2 separate regions of the Homo sapiens genome follow, and region 1 is linked to region 2. A link is a loop called in an ENCODE intact Hi-C map of the cell type or tissue named here. Cell type or tissue: PC-3. All regions are shown on one strand. Links, peaks and the distances in the headings refer to the core of each region. The heading gives the core; the rest is flanking DNA. Region 1 has its middle 340 kb from the start of CDH5. Region 2 overlaps LINC00922 (long intergenic non-protein coding RNA 922).

Evidence for each region. A loop is a pair of places that touch in the nucleus more often than their neighbours do. Peaks named below come from ENCODE experiments on the same cell type or tissue, not always from the same donor. Only the 100,000 strongest peaks of a DNase experiment are listed, where the experiment ranks them.
Region 1: a loop joins it to region 2, with 4 times the contacts of the local background. A loop is called at or near these places in 2 of 110 quality-filtered maps.

Annotation. Positions count from the first base shown.
Region 1 is chr16:66,021,964-66,030,303 of GRCh38, forward strand. No RefSeq gene overlaps it. Among named protein-coding and RNA genes, the nearest start is that of CDH5, 340 kb to the right of the region's middle. RefSeq lists an enhancer at 8,163-8,340. In PC-3, for the core only: a CTCF peak has its summit at 4,460; a DNase peak (open chromatin) is centred at 7,088.
Region 2 is chr16:65,372,383-65,380,722 of GRCh38, forward strand. It overlaps LINC00922 (long intergenic non-protein coding RNA 922), which reads right to left. Exons shown (of 10, transcript NR_174971.1): 3 at 2,822-2,944. All of the region lies in intron 3 of LOC124903780 (a long non-coding RNA gene), which reads left to right. Among named protein-coding and RNA genes, the nearest start is that of LINC00922, 200 kb to the right of the region's middle. RefSeq lists an enhancer at 2,598-3,797. In PC-3, for the core only: no CTCF peak of the experiment used is centred there; DNase peaks (open chromatin) are centred at 3,509 and 4,429; H3K4me3 peaks cover 419 bases; H3K27ac peaks cover 3,254 bases.

The sequences.
Region 1 (8,340 bases), core at 327-8,326, 650 kb after region 2:
GTGGTGATGCTCTCCAACCTCTCTTAGTCCAGACCCCTGTACTCAAACTGTGGTCGTCACAACAGCAGCAGCAGTATCAGCTTCGATATTGTTAGAAAGGCACAACCCCAGTCCACCCCCTGACCTTCTGAACCAGAGTTTGCATTTTAACAAGATCTCCAGGGAAATTGTATACATCTTAAAGTGTAAGAGCTCTTCCTTGAAAAACACACACATACATATATATACACATACATACATGTACACTCATACCTACATGCATACACATGCATATGCCCACATACATGTATACACAAACATATGCATATACCCACATACCTATACATACATACATGCATATACACACATACATACACACATATACACACATATATACACCTACATATACACAAACACATATATACACATGCACATACCTACACACATCATACATATACACACACATAAACCTACACACACGACACACACATCTATACCCTTTTTATTTCTTGTGGCAGTGGCTTTTTTTGTTTTTTCGAAGAGTCCGAGCCAGTTGTCTCATGGAATGTCCCACATGGGAATCTGTCTACTTGTTTCCTTGTGATTAGATTCAGAGCAACATTTTTAGTGAGAAAACCATGTAGATGATGTCTTCAACTTATTACTGTATCATAGAAGAAAGCTCATAATGTCAGATGTCCTGACTTTTGGTGATGCTACATTTGATCATTTAGTTAAGATGGTGAATGTCAGGTCTCACCACTGGTAAAGGTCCATTTTTTTCCTTGTAATTTCTAGTTAACATGCGGGGTGATGCTTTGAAACCATAAGGATATACTGTTCCCCAGCACCTTTCACCTGACAGTTTCAGCATCCTTTATGCTCCTTGCTTGAAGATATTATTGCACTGGAGGTTGAAAAATGATAATTTTCTCATTCTGTCTACATTGATTAGTTGGCATTTTTCTGTAAAGAAGAGTTCCTCTCCTCCCCCATCCCTTCTCTCTCTCCCTTTTTCTCTTTCTCTTTCTCTCTCCCCTAGTCTATTACCAACCATAGACTCATGAATACAGTATTGTTCTGTTTGACACTCAAAAATTGATCTAAATTTGGCCTGTGGGAGCCCATGCAAGCTGGCAGCCATGTGCCTTATTCCTCTCTGCATGTCTAGTAGCTCTGCTACTCTGGGCAAGTGACTTCATCTCTTTCTCAGTCTCTTCTCTGGAAGTTAGATAATGTAACGATTGACCTTGATAGGTTTTTTGTAAGATGAAATGAGTGAGCACATGTGAAACATTTGGAACTGTGCCTGCCACGCGCTAAAGCCAATGTAAGTGCTTGTTATTACATATTCTTATCATCTTTATCATGATGATCATCACAACCACCACCATCACCACCTCCCAGCCCAGGCTTTGGCATGGCTAGAGCTCCACAGGCAGCCGAGGGAGGAAGGGATGGAGGAAGAGAGAAAGGGTAGAGTAAAAATCTTTAAGAGGAGAGATGATATGTCAGCAACCCCTGGAAGCCCCTTCCTTCCCACCCTTCCTCCCAACCCTTCCTCACTCCCCTGCTCATGACCACTTGTTTGCTAATATCCAGCCTCCAGAGTAGGTGTGAAGCCCACCCTATCCCCTCACCCATGGAGACATATTTGGTGAACTGAACTAACACAGGGCTGTTAGATAAACCCGAGTTCTGGCTGACAAGATGTGTGCTCTTTCCCATCTGCTGCCTTCTAAACAATGCTGGTCTTATTATTTCAAACGACACGCAGTTCTCTCTGTAAATCTGCTTGTCATGCCAATTCAGATTTTATGTAAGTGCATTTCTCATTTCATTTTCCTCTGCATACAAGTCACTGATGCAAGGCAGCTAAACCCCAGGTCTGCCACACTCCCTGAAGGATGACCTTGGCCTAGTCTTCACTTCCTTGACCCCAGAAGGCACCTTGGTTCTCATTACAGAGACCATGAGGAGTCTCTGAAAGTTCGGGGGTAGGGGTGGTAAATTATGAAACAAGAACAACAGGAAGTTGGTGCTTGTTGAAGCTGGCAATGAGTGTATGAGAGTTGGTTGTATTATTCTCCCTAATTGCATATGTTTGAAATTTTCCGTAATAAGAAGTTGAGAAGGAAAACCTCTAAGAGCTGGGCATCTGGGCTGAGTTTTGCAGGGTGAATAAGAGTTTCTGGTCAAATAAGGAGCAGAGGAACAATCCAGACAGAAAGGGATGTCACAAGAGTAGAGCCCAGAGCTGGGCAGTCTAGTGGAAGATTATTCTATTTCACCCTAAAATCGTGAAGTGTGATTCAGTTCTGGTACTAACCACCCATAGTGCAGACCCCAGAAGCTAAGGGCTCAGTCCTCCACAAGACTGTCTTTACCTCAGACACCAGCTCAAGTGGGGTCCCACATCACCTGCCCTTCTGACCAACTGGCTACAAATGTGAAGGCTCCTAGTATTCCCTTCAGATTTGATAATTCACTAAAATAGCTCACAGAACTCAGGAAAGCACTATACTTATTACTACAATTTTATTATAAAGGATACAAATCAGGACCAGCCAAACAACAAGGTGAGACCCAGGAAGGTCTTGAATATAGAGCTTTCGTGCCCTCTCCCTGTCCATCTGCCCACTCATCCATCTATCTGCCCACCTATCCATCCATCCATCCATCCATTCACTCATCTGTTCACCCATCCATCCATCCATCCATCCATGCATCTATTCACCAATCCATCCATCCATCCATCCACCTATCCATCCATCCATCCACCTATCCATCCATCTATCCACCTATCCATCCACCTATCCATCCATCCCTCCATCCATCCATGCATCTATTCACCAATCCATCCATCCATCCATCCACCTATCCATCCATCCATCCACCTATCCATACCTCCATCCATCCCTCCATCCGTCCCTCCATCCATCCCTCCATCCATCCATCCATCCATCCATCCGTGCCTTCTCCCTGTAGAATCAGGGCCTGTCACTCTCTGGCCCATCAGTGTATTCACCAACAAGGAAGCTCCACTGAGCTTCAGTGTCTACAGTTTTTATTGGGGTTTCATTACATAGACATGATTGATAACTCAATCTCCAGCCTCCCTCACCTTACTGGAAGTAAGGCTGGCTCCAAGCTCCAATCTAACCACCTGATTGGTCTTCCTGGTGACCAGCCTCCAGCCCAAGTCATCTCATCTCAGCATAAACTCATGTGTGATCCAAGGGGATCCTGCGTAACAAAGATACTCCTATCACTAAAGAAATCCAAGAGTTGGCCAGGCACGGTGGCTCATGCCTATAATCCCAGCACTTTGGTAGGCTGAGGCAGGTCCATCACGAGGTCAGGATATTGAGACCATCCTGGCCAACATGGTGAAACCCTGTCTCTACTAAAAAATACAAAAAAATTAGCCAGGCATGGTGGTATGTGCCTGTAGTCCCAGCTACTCAGGAGGCTGAGGCAGGGGAATCACTTGAACCTGGGAGGCAGAGGTTGCAGTGAGCTGAGATTGCACCACTGCACTCCAGTCTGCCGACAGGCAAGACTCTGTCTCAAAAAAGAAAGAAAGAAAGAAAGAAAGAAAGAAAGAAAGAAAGAAAGAAAGAAAGAAAGAAAGAAAGAAAGAAAGAAAGAAAGAAAGAAGGAAGGAAGGAAGGAAGGAAGGAAGGAAGGAAGGAAGGAAGGAAGGAAGGAAGGAAAGAAGGAAGGAAGGAAGGAAGGAATCCAAGAGTTTTACAAGCTCTGTACCAGGCACCTAGGGCTAAGTCCAGACAAATGTTGTTTTACACAACAAAGGTACAAGGCAACAGAGAACACTAGGCAACAGGCACATGCTGAGTTTCCCATCTACACCTCTGCTTCTCTGGGTGCTCTGATTTGTGCTATCACCTGATTCTCAAGACATCACTGTAGAGTATATGTGCAGGGGAGGGAGAGAGGAAGGGAGGAGAGAGAGAGAAATGGAGAAAGAGAAGTGGAGAAAGTGACAGAAAGTAGAAGAGAGGGGAGAATGAAAGGAATGAAGATAAGGGAGATGGCAGAGAGAGGGAAAGTGGGGGAGATAGAGTGGAAGAGAATGAAAAGAGAGCAGGAGGAAAGAGACGGAGGAGGGAGAGAAGAGAAAGATTTTAACTGCACTTTACAAGAAACTGAGCTCCAGAGAGGATGAATGTCCAATTCAAAATCATATGAAAGAAGCAGCAAGACTCAAATCCAGGTGAATCATATTCCAACATGTGCTTATTCTGGTCTGGAGAAGAGGGCAAAGTAAGGATTTTATATGAAAATAATGAAGTTTCTGAGACTTTATTCTGATGGGTAATAAGAATCCGCAGAGGCTTGTAAACAGGGGAACGCAGTAACAGCTGTGCCTGCAGCTCCATAGGACATGGACAGGAGGGAGGCAGAGAGAGGTGGCATGCCAGAAAAGAAGAGCCAGGTCTAAAGGGGCAGAGATGAGGCCCCACCTAGAGGATTCATAGGGAAAGGCAATGGGAGACAGAGCAGGGACAAGGGATGCGCTGCTGGCTGACCCGTTTCCATTTAGAAGCATGAGCCCTGGCCGGGCATGGTGGTTCACACCTGTAATTCCAGCACTTTGAGAGGCTGAGGCAGCTGGATCACCTGAGGTCAGGGGTTCAAGACCAGCCTGGCCAACATGGTGAAACCCTGTCTCCACTAAAAATACAAAAGAATTAGCCAGGTGTGGTGGTGTGTGCCACCTGTAATCCCAGCTACTCAGGAGTCTGAGGCAGGAGAATCCCTTGAGCCCAGGAGGCAGAGGTTGCAGTGAGCCAAGATCATGCCAATGCACTCTAGCCTATGCGACAGAGTGACATTCTGTCTTAAAACAAAACAAAACAAAACAACCACAATAAAAAACAAAGAAGCATGAGGCCTTCCCCAGCCATGTAAACACAAGTTGGCTTATTATGTTATACAATATCCAGCCTCTGCTTTCTGCACATGTGTATGTCAGACAATTCTGCTTTTATGCAAATTGCTGTGTAATCCTTTCATCATCTAAGACATCACTGCTGCTGAATCCACCTGGTCCTCCTATCCCCCTGACAGTCTATACTAGTCATCCTACAGCAAAGAGGTCTATGGGCATATCCCCCCACCTTGAATTGCCAAATGAAATCTACCACGAACCAAGTGGCTTGAGGATTTTGCACACTGTCCCAGGCAGGTCAGGCAGAGCATTCAGGGGCAGCCCAGCCTGTCTCCTTTAGAGAGCCACACCTCCCTCATGCTGCTGGGTTCTGGAGAGAATGTTGGGGACAGCACACCCCACACACGCTTGCTACAGTGCAAGGCTCACATCCAGCCACAGCCACATGTGGCTCTTCATCCTCCAGCAACAGTGATGGGTCCAAGGGCAGCCAATCAGAATCATTGCTTGGAAGGAAAGCTGTCCTATTTCGGTTTGGGTTCATGCCAATCACATTCTATAAAGGTATGAAGGGCATCCTCCAGGCAAAGGCAAGAAGGGACTGGGGGTGAAAGCAGAGGGAAATAGAGAAGGAAAGTGAGAGAGATCACAATGTATATGAGGCCCTGGCTCAACCCCTGACGTTTCAAGTTATGTGAATCAATTATTCTGTTTTTCTTCAAGATAGTTATAAGCAAGTTTATTTCACTGGAGACGGTCATGCTAATCTATGGCATTGCTTTGAAATCGGTCATTTTCCATCTACTATTGTTGTTAGTAATTATCAGTAGCGGGCAGTGGCTCACACCTGTAACCCCAGCACTTTAGAAGACTGAGGCAAGAGGACTGCTTGAGGTAGCAGTTCAAGACCAACCTGGATAACATAGTGAGACCTCATCTCTACAAAAAAAAAATGTTTTAATTAGCCAGGTTTGGTGATGCATGCCTGTGGTCCCAGCTAGCCAAAAGGCTGAGATGAGAGGATGGCTTGAGCCCAGGAGTTGGGCACTGCAGTGTGCTATGATTATGCCACCATACTCCAGCCTGGATGACAGAGGAGACCCTGCCTCAGAAATAAACAACAACAACAAAAAACTATCAGCAGCATCCACTGGACTGTGCATCCAGGCAGCGAACTATTGGCTGCATTTGTCATTTTATTCCATCCTTGTTTAACCTGGAGAGATGAGCAGCAGTATTTCTTTTTTTTTTTTTTTTTTTTTTTTTTTTTTTTTTTTTTTTTTTTGAGAGAGAGAGTTTTGCTTTTGTTGCCCAGGCTGGAGTGCAGTGGTGTGAACTCGTCTCACCGCAACCTCCCCCTGCCAGGTTCAAGCGATTCTCCTGCCTTAGCCTCCCGGGTAGCTGGGACTCCAGGCACATACTACCACGCCCAGCTAATTTTCATATTTTTAGTAGGGACAGGGTTTCATCATGTTGACCAGGCTGGTCTTGAACTCCTTGCCTCAAGTGATCCACCCGCCTCAGCCTCCCAAAGTGCTGGGATTACAGGTGTCAGCCACCACACCTGGCCAGTATTTCATTTTATAGATGAGGATACTAACACTTGGACAGGTTTAGTGAATTGTTCTCAGATTCTTACCTTCTCAGCTTGTAAGTGATAAAGCCACTATGCAGATGGGAAAACTAAGGACTGGGGGAGAAAGTGATCTACTCAGTGTCACAGAGTAAGTCAAACTAGCAGCAGGATGCAAACTCAAAACCCTGAGTTCTCAGTCTAGTGCTCTGTTGGTCAGATCTGAACTATTTCAACAGACCAAAGGAGCTCTCCAAGGAACAGGATATGCCATTAGGCTGACTGCTATTCTGCCTTCCTGGATCCTCCCATTCACGTTTTAACCAATGTCAGGGGCTTAGAGGAAGGGCACATTCAGGATCCATGGACTGGACAGAAGTGTTTTTACTTTGTTTGTAGAGTGGCATAACAATTTGATTCAATACCTTACAACTGTGAGATTGCACACACAAATCTGGGCTATATCTTGGCAGCAGATTCCACTGGGCTTGGTGATGGATTGAATGTGGGAGTCTGACCCAGACTGAGAGCAGAGTGTCAACCAAACACAGTAAGTCCACCAGAGTCCCTCCCTCCCTGTCCCTGTTTCCATTCAGCAAATTGTTTCTGGCATTTCTACTACATGCCTAAGATCTGAGACAGCCAGAAACAAAGATGACACAGCCCTAGCTCCCAGATGATGCCTATGACAGGCAGATGTTTTTCTCCAATACTGCCATGTAACAAGTCCAAACTCTCAGTGGTGCAACATCATTTATTGCTTTTAAGTCTGTAGATTTACCGTTCTGGCTTTGGGGAAGTGGGGCAGGTTTGGGTGTGCTCCATGTCTCTCTCCAAGACCAGCAGCAAATACGGGCATTGTCTTCTCATAGCAAATAGCAGAATTGCAAGAGTCTGAGCAAAACTCCACAAATACAATTAAGCCAGACACAGTGGCTCATCCTGTAATTCCAGCACTTTGGGAGGCCAACGTGGGAGGATCTCTTGAGCCCAGGAGTTCAAGACCAGCCTAAGCAACATAGCAAGACACCATCTCTACAAAACAATACAAAAATTAACCAGGTGTGGTGGCTCACACCTGTAGTCCCAGCTACTTGGGAGGCTAAGGTGGGAAGATCATTTGAACCTGGGAGGTCAAGGCTGCAGTGAGCCATGACGGTGCCACTGCACTCCAGCCTGGGTGACAGAGTGAGACCCTGTTTCCAAAAAAAAAAAAAGAAAGAAACAAAACCTGCTTTTGCCACACCTACTAGCATTTTCTTGGCTAAAACAAGCTTCATGGTCATGTCCAAAGTCAATGAGAAATGAGACTGAGATAAGTACACTACCTTTCCTATAGATATTGCAAAGTCATATGGCAAGGGGGTACGGATGTATAATACTATTATATGAGAAGGGAGTAAAGATATGGTACTATTCAGTATTCATAATGGATCAGTCTTTTAAGTCATTGATTTGCCACTCTGCTGGGCCCTGGGGGAAAGGAGGTTGGAGAAGCAATAGAGTGGACTGATGTCAGTCTCTGCGTTAAGCCAGAACACACCTGCAGCTGTTAAATAGAGAATAGGAGATCGCAGTGGAAAACGCACTGGAGAGAGTGGAGCAGGTTGCATGCCCTAGCCTTTGGAAGGCGGAGAACAGCCAGGCTTGGTGGTTCTGGGACTCACGGCCAGAGGCAGGTGTCAAACGTCAAAGAGCCAGCTCCTCTTACTACCAGAGACCAAGTCAAGGCTAATGAGGAGGAGGCCCAGGAACAGGCCCTGGTGGGCAAATGCAGCTGGCTCCACCAGAGGCAGTTCTCACTAATTGTGCTTCTTTGGCAGATGACTCACCAAACAGAGGACTCAATCCCAAGCCCAGTGAGGGTCCAGCAGCC
Region 2 (8,340 bases), core at 306-8,305:
ATAATGGTAGGAGAAAGAAAAGCCTAGAGAGGGTAATAGGGTAAGCCTCCTTACCAGCCCTCAGGAAGCAAGGACAGATTCCCAGACTAGTAACATCTGAACCCAAAGGGCAGAGAATAATAGCTCATATCTGGTAAGTGCTTACTGTGTGCCAGGCACTAGGAAGTGCTTTTCATCTATATTTAAGGTAACAAAAGCCATATGAAGTGTATTCTATTATTATCCTTCTTTAAAAAGATGCAGAAACTGAGGATTGAAAACTTGAAGCAATTTGTTCAAGATCACACAGTTGGGACAGAGGAGGGCCAAGATTTGAACAAGGATGCTGTCTGCTAAATGTAAAGGCTGGAGGGCAGGGAGATTGAATTGTATATTTCAGATGAAAATATTAAAACATGAGATGTGTTGATTTAGAATAATTATAGCCTCTTCGAGAAATGTTTGAGGGCTTGTAAGTGCAGCTATCTTTGCCCAAATTTGGGGATAAGAGCTTGAGCCAAAATAACACGAACCTCCACTCTTAACAGAGTGGAACCTTTTGTGCGGTGAGTGCTTCAGAAATGAGAAATGCATATGCATCAGAGAGCGCATTAGTACTTAGACAATCCAAAAAGACCTGTTTTTATATCATTTGACTTTTCTTCTTTCCTCCTGTAATTACTTCATTTCAGTGAAATCACGCTGTATTATGATTTAACAACTGGAACAGTCACTTAAGCATTGATATTTTGCAAGCTCCTTTCTAATGTTCCCACCCACAATCTGGCCTAAAAAGGGAGAACAATGAGCGATCACTTAGGGGCCCAGATAAACCACACAGGAGTGCTCACTGGTCACTTTTGCTGTTTGAATCCTGCCCTGGTTATCAGCTGCCAGTATTCTGCCAGGAAACTCTAAGGTAGAATAATCATGGGACTAAGCAGGAAAGAGATTGCAATTTTTAAAGCATAGAGAAATTGGCATGGGGTGAAGATGTTGTAACTACAGGTTGCAACCATACTTCCTCTTTTAAAATTGACTGTTTCCTTCCACAATGTTGTAAGTACGTTTCTTTCCCCAGCCACCTCCAGATAAAAAGACAAAATGCCTCCCAAAGCTACGAGATGAACTACAGAATTCTAATTGTTCCCATGCTTCCTGAAGATTTGAAATTCCAGCCTGTGCTTCATTCCCATGCAGTTCTTGTTAACTCCACACATGGGTAAATAATCAAAGGTATCTAGTGGTCAATGAGTGTTTTCTTTGTAAAATGTATATCTACTAGGAATAGGTAGAGCTCTGAGCACAGTGACTTTTCTGAAGTACAGACTTTTAGCCCCAGGGGAAAAAAAAAAAATCTTAAAGACTGCTTTCTCGGCCCTGTAGTTGGACAAATAAGGGGGCTTTGGTCCTGATACGGATGTGAGCTGCCCAAGCTTGCAGGGTGAACTATGGGCTTCCTGATCCTAGCTGCTGTTATTTCAACTATGCTGCCCTGACCTAAATAGCTTTGCATTTCATACTAAGCAGTATGTCCCCTTACTTCCTAATCAAAGGTGTAATCAATCATCATTTGCAAGGCATTCATTTTGAGAAGTAGGAAATGAAATTCCCCAAATGTGGTTACATTCTAATTTGCAGGGAACCACTGATTCAGGAAAAGGAACTCCTTTAAGGGAAGGTCACCAAAATGTATACTGGCACAAATCGTGCCACTAAAAATTACTGTGAATCTAGAGCAGGGGTCAGCAAACTTTTTCTGTAAAGGGCCAGATGGCAATTACTGTAGGCTTTGTGGGCCAAATTGTAGTTACTAGCAACTCTGCTCCGTAACAAGAAAGCAGCCACAGATAATACAAAAAGGAACAGGCATAGCTGTGTTCCAATAAAACTTTACTTATGGACACTGAAATTTGAATTTTACATGCTTTTCACATGACATAAATTTTTTTTCTTTTTTTGATTTTGAAAAATAATTTTTAAATATGAAAAATATTTTTAGCTCAGTTATACACGAATGAGCAGTGGGCTGGATTTGCCCCTCCTGCCATAGTTTCTGGTCCCTAATATAGAGGAATTGTAGCTGTTTCTCACTATGGTTTGTACCATTAGAAAATATACATATGATGGTAAAAATAATTATTTTCAGTACAAATCCTGTTTTTCATTGCACTGAATGAAAAAATATCTAGATATTTCCATGTAGAGAAGTGTCCAAAATATTTAAAGGTATAAAGTAAATCCCTTTACTTCGTGGATTATAATCTTCATCAAATAGGGTTATATTTCATTTGTCCTCAAATAACCGACATCACAAGCACCTAATAAGTGATTCTTTGCTAAAATAAACCATGTCAATGCCCTCTGTAGGATCCTTCAAAATCTCCCTCTCACTGTAGATTTCATGGTTTCCAGAGCAGTTTTAGTGTTCTTTTAGATTTTCATTCATTCATTTGTTCATTTATTCAATAACTATCTCTTGAGCACCTATATAGTGGCATTCAAGGCTCTCTATGATATGATAATGGCCTGATTCTGATCTCGTGTCGTGACATGCCTGTATACACATTCATTTACTTATTCGATCCACTGATACTGGCTGTTTAAAATCTGCCAGTCACTGTTTGAGCTACTGAGAATAAGTAGTGGACAAGCCTATTAGAATTCCAGTCCTCATGGAGCTTTCAGCCTAATCACAATGAGCCAGGCGTGGTGGCTCATGACTGTAATCCTAGCACTTTGGGAGGCCGAGGCAGGCATACTACCTGAGGTCAGGAGTTTGAGACGGAGAAACTCCATCTCTACTAAAAATACAAAATTAGCTGGGCATAGTGGCACATGCCTGTAATCGCAGCTACTCAGGAGGCTGAGGTAGGAGAACCACTTGAACCCGGGAGGCAGAGGTTGTGGTGAGCTGAGATCACGCCATTGCACTCCAGCCTGGGCCATAAGAGTGAAACTCCATCTAACAAACAAACAAACAAACAAACAAAAAATCATGATGAATGAACGAGTTGCAACTTTGACAAAGGCTAGGAAGTAAAAGGACAAGGTGCTGTGAGATCGCGTTTCTCTCTATTCCAGTCATGCTGAATCTCTGGTGAGTTCCAACACTAGCTGTGCTCACCCATGCAAACACCTCTGACATGGTATCCTAGGCTCCTCAAATTCTGGGTAACTTCAATCGTCCACATTCAAAGGTCCCAGGATTGGGCTCCTTCCCATGCGAGCAGTCTAACTCCACCTGCCCAAGCAGAGTGGGCCATAACTGCAGCTGTGCCCCCATAGCATGCTGCCCTACTGTGATTGCTTCCTTTACATCTCCATATTTTATTAGTCTTGGAACCCTTCAAGTAATCATAGAGGTCTAGCTCAGCATTGTCAGCTTCTGTGCCAGTTGCCCAGCACAGTGTCAGGCTCAGCAGATAGGCAATGTTGAACAGAATTCAAGCATCATGACACATGGAGAGTCACTCACTGGAATGTTTATACTGTGCATTAAAAATAAGTCAGCCTTTATCATACACTAGTCACTCTTTCCTCTTCCCCTCCCTAAAGACACACCTTTAATTTCACAGCAACTTTATCTAGTATTTGTACTTTTTTCCGGAAAACTCACCTTTAAAGTGGAAGGTCAAGTTGCTTTACTCTCACTTTTTTCATTAAAGAGCCTGTTATGTTACATTCAGTTTGACTCCACACTCAGCAATTCCAGAAGAGAAGTCTCTCTTATTCGAATGGGGACTGGGAAGGCGGCAATAATTTGCAGAATCCAACAGAACCAGGCTAAAACATTTTTCTCCGTCAAGAGATGACACCATTTAACCCCAATTAACTCACATCTCAGGTTCAAGGCTTCGGGTTTACTAACCTGAATCAATACCCTACTCTATCAATTATGTAAATTCAAACCAATGACATTCCTTGACATTTTTGGAATTGGTGTTAAAATCCTGCCAAGCGGGGGCATCATTGGGAGCTACATTATGATCCTGTAGGAAAGTATTGTAGATGGATCATATTTTAGTTTTTTGGGGTTTTTGTTTGTAAGATTGAAAAAAAGAATCACTGGCTGGTTTCCTGAGACAGTGAAGAAGACAAAACACACATCGAGATTCTTCAGATTTCTTCTTAGTGCTGTCATTTATGAAAATTAATGAAAACCATTTAAGAGGGTGTAAATGAGCAACTAATAGATTTAGAAATCGACTCTCACTCACTCTTCCTTTTCTCCGGAGAGAGGAGGCAACAGAGTCTAAAGAAAGAGGGAGGTGAGCAGCTACATTAGGGAGCACAAGCATTGAATTTGGACAGACCTGGGCTCAAATGCAGGTCTGTGCGTTTCTGTATGGCCAAAGGCAATTCATGATAGCTCTAAAAGCCTCATTCACTTCATGTATAAAATGAGGCTATGCCTCACTTCAGCAAAGAGCTTTGCAAATATTACGCAAAACCTGTACCATCATCTCTGGAGTGCTTGGAGCCAGGAACATAGTCAGTGCTCAATAAATATTGGCTAACATTAATGTTACATCCACAACTAGACATTTTAATGCTTCGAGAATCCCAGACTGGTTTCAGTGCTGTCTTTGAATTTTCTTTTGTTCAACCATTCATTCATTTGTTCAGTAAATATCTGCTAGGCAGCTATAAGGTACATGGAACTGCATTACATCCCTGGGGAAGAAGAAATGAATGAGCAAGCCACAGCCCCCCTTTCTCGTGAAGCTCATGGTGCTCCCTAACCTGTCACAAGTAAATATGCCACTTTTCAATCCAGATATTCAAACAATCTCAAGCTTTCTGATGTAGGCAGTTAATCTGCCACGAATTTTCCTTCTGTGCTTGGCACATTGTAGTTGCTCAGTAAATGCCAATTAAATGAATAAATGTCAGTTGAGTGAATAGAAGGGTGATGGTAATGAATGTCTCCTATTCCAGAACACTGATGTGTGAGTCAGAGGACATAGTCCCTTTTTAATGTTTTTAAGAGATTGTGTCTGTGTGTGCATGCACATGCTTTGCTTAATTCACTCTCAGTCAAAGAAAATGTCTTGTGGAGATTTTAACATATTTAGGTTTAAGTTCTGGAACTAAACTTTATATCCAGTTGTCATGACAACTGTTTCTAAGACAATTAAATCCCAATCTGAGTATTCTGAAGGGCCAGTCATTTCTGGAGAGGGCTTTGTTTGGTTGGAGAGGGAGAGTCCTATTCAACTCTGGGCCCTGCATTTTATAGTCAGTCCTCTCAGAAGGAGGTCCCAAATCCATCACCCCTTCTATATTAGTTTGCTAGCCCTACTGTAACAAAGCACCACAAACTAAGTGATTTCAACAACAGAAACTTATTGTGTCACAGTCCTGGAGCTTTGAAGTCCAAAATCAAGGTGTTGGCAGGGTTGGGTCCCTCTGAGGGCTGTGAAGGGGAATCTGTTCCAGGCCTCTCTCCTTGGTTTGTGGACGGCTGTCTTCTCGTTTCACATGGTGTTCTCTCTGTAACCTCATACATCTTTCCTCTATGGGTATCTCTATCCAAATCTTCCTTTTCTTTTTTTTTTTTTTTTTTTGAGACAGAGTCTTGCTGTCACCCAGGCTGGAGTGCAGTGATCCAGGCTGCATCTTGGCTCACTGCAACCTCCACCTCCCAGGTTCAAGCGATTCTTGTGCCTCAACCTCCAGAATAGCTGAGATTACAGGCGCCCACCACCACACCCAGCTAATTTTTTATATTTTTAGTGGATGGGGGTTTCGCCATGTTACCCAGGCTGGTTTTGAACTCTTGAGCTCAGGCAATCCGCCCACCTCGGCCTCCCAAAGTAGTGGGATTACAGGCGTGAGCCACCATGCCCAGCTCAAATCTTCCCTTTTCATAAGGACACCAGTCATATTGGATTAGGGATCACCCTAATGACATCATTCTAACTTGATTACCTCTGTAAAGACCCTATGCCCCAATAAGGTCACATTCTGAGGTATGGAGCTTAGGACATCAACATATGGAATTTGGGGTGGGGGGCACAAATTGATCCATAACACCTTCTCACTGGCATGAGAAATTAGACCTTATCAGAATGCTATATATATCCTCCAAGGTATTATAAAGATGGCATCAACATTCCCTTTAAAAACAATTCCATAGGTTTTTTGGGAACAGGTGGTATTTCGTTACGTAAGTAAGTTCTTTAGTGGTGTTTTGTGAGATTTTGGTATACCCATCACCTGAGCAGTATACACTGAACCCAATTTGTAGCCTTTTATCCCTCACTCCCTCCCCACCCTTTCTCCCCGAGTCCCCAAAGTCCATTGTGTTATTCTTATGCCTTTGCACCCTCATGGCTTAGCTCCCACTTATAAGTGAGAACATACGATGTTTAGTTTTCCATCCCTGCATTACTTCACTTAGAAAAATAGTGTCTAATCTCATCCAGGTTGCTGCGAATGCCATTAATTCATTCCTTTTTATGGCTGAGTGGCATTCCATTGTACATATATAGTTTACATTCCCACCAGCAGTGTCAAAGTGTTCCCTTTTCACCATATCCATGGCAATATCTATTTTTTTTTATTATTGGCATTCTTGTGGGAGTATGGTGGCATCACATTGTGCTTACATTCCCATTTTATAGAGAGGAAAAGTAAGACTCAACGGGGTGAAGCTACTTGCCTCAGGTCAAATAGCTAAGAGAACAGGACTATCCTGGTCGTAGCATGACGCTATGCTAATACCCATATTTTATCCCATCATGTCTAGATGTTTCATGTTCTCTTTATGAGGCAGTCAGAATCTCAAGCAGAAGAACAGCTACTGTAACTTTAGTGCTCGACTCCCTTAGAAGAAGGGCAAAGTCTTCTAGATTCCTCCAATATCAACTTAAAATTAGTTTTGTGCAGCCCTGGCAGGCACAGCAATAAAAGAGATCCAAGGTGCATTTACCTTCCAGGCAGTAAACCTATATGACTGCCAAAGCTGTCATTTTTTTTTTTACCTTCTGAAAATGAAATGTTAATTCCCCCCTTAAGACCCTCCACAGATTTAGTTTGTAGGCTAATAACAGTTCACTTAAGAACAAGAGAAATGTCATCCCTACTTTGACGTGTGATCACAAAATAGAACGATCTTCAAATTCCCTTCAAAAGGGGAAATGTTTATGAATTCACTTTCAGTGGGGGATATAAAGGGATTTGTCAAAACCTGCTGTGATTTCAGCGATGCAGAAAAACAGTGCTGCATTCATTGAGCCAGCCCAAATGTGAGCTCATGAGTGGTACTGTCCTTCTGTATCCCTGCCCTTAGGGCTTGGGGTATTCTCAACCTCGTGGGCTTCTTAGGGTGTCCAGGGCATTCTTTTATTAATTTATGTGTTTGTCCCTTGTGACCTTGATTTGAAAAATAAAAAATACAATGGGAGACTTTTCACCCACATCATCCATAACAGCTCTGGCTAGGTCTTGACACCAGAAATGCCAAAGATATTGAGTTGCCCGGCTTTGTCATTGGGGCTTTACTTTCAACGTCTATGTAAAATCGGCAACTGGATTTGATTTCCTAGTATAGGCTTAAGAAGACTTCACAGCCACTGAGTTTCTTTTGCAGAAAAGGTTGTCAGCAATAGAGGTTAAAGCAACATCTTTCAAAGGCAGAAGGATAATAAAATGTTTTTATTTTTATGTACTAGTTATTTGTTGTCTGATATATAATGCTCATTATTTCATATTGCATTAATTTTAAATTAGGGATAATATACCCATTTTGCTGACTAGGAAACTGAGACTCAGGTGAGTTAAGTAATTTTGGCAAATTCATACAATTCATTTAGGCTCCAAAGTATAGAATCAAACCCACAATGATTTGACTCTTCATACTGTACTATGATTCCACCTATTATAAAATATCCATATTCACCCAAACATCTGCTCTCTGGTGGTTTGTGCTACCTTTATGACAATGAAGTCACTCACTTTACAAATGATGAAATATATCAGTTCTCTTAATAATGCTATAAGAGATACAGTTCCAGAAAGTTTGACAATTTGTTAGATGTCTCCTCATTTCGGATGAAGCTTACTTTTATCCACTTTAGACCCTTCAAGGACAATTTCTGTGAAGCTAATTCTTTCAGTGAAGAAAATATGAAGAGCCAGCATCTAAATTCTTATGGGCCTGGCTGTCACTTAACATCTGCTGGAGAAGAGTAGTGGGGTAGAAATAGTACAAGCCTGCAAATCAAGAAACTTGAGGTATTTGTTTTCATTCTGCCTTTGACTGGTTGCATGACCTTTGACAATTCCCCCAAGTCGTACGATGTCATTTCTAAGATAAGTAAAGAATGGGTGCACTATTTAAACACACACACACAC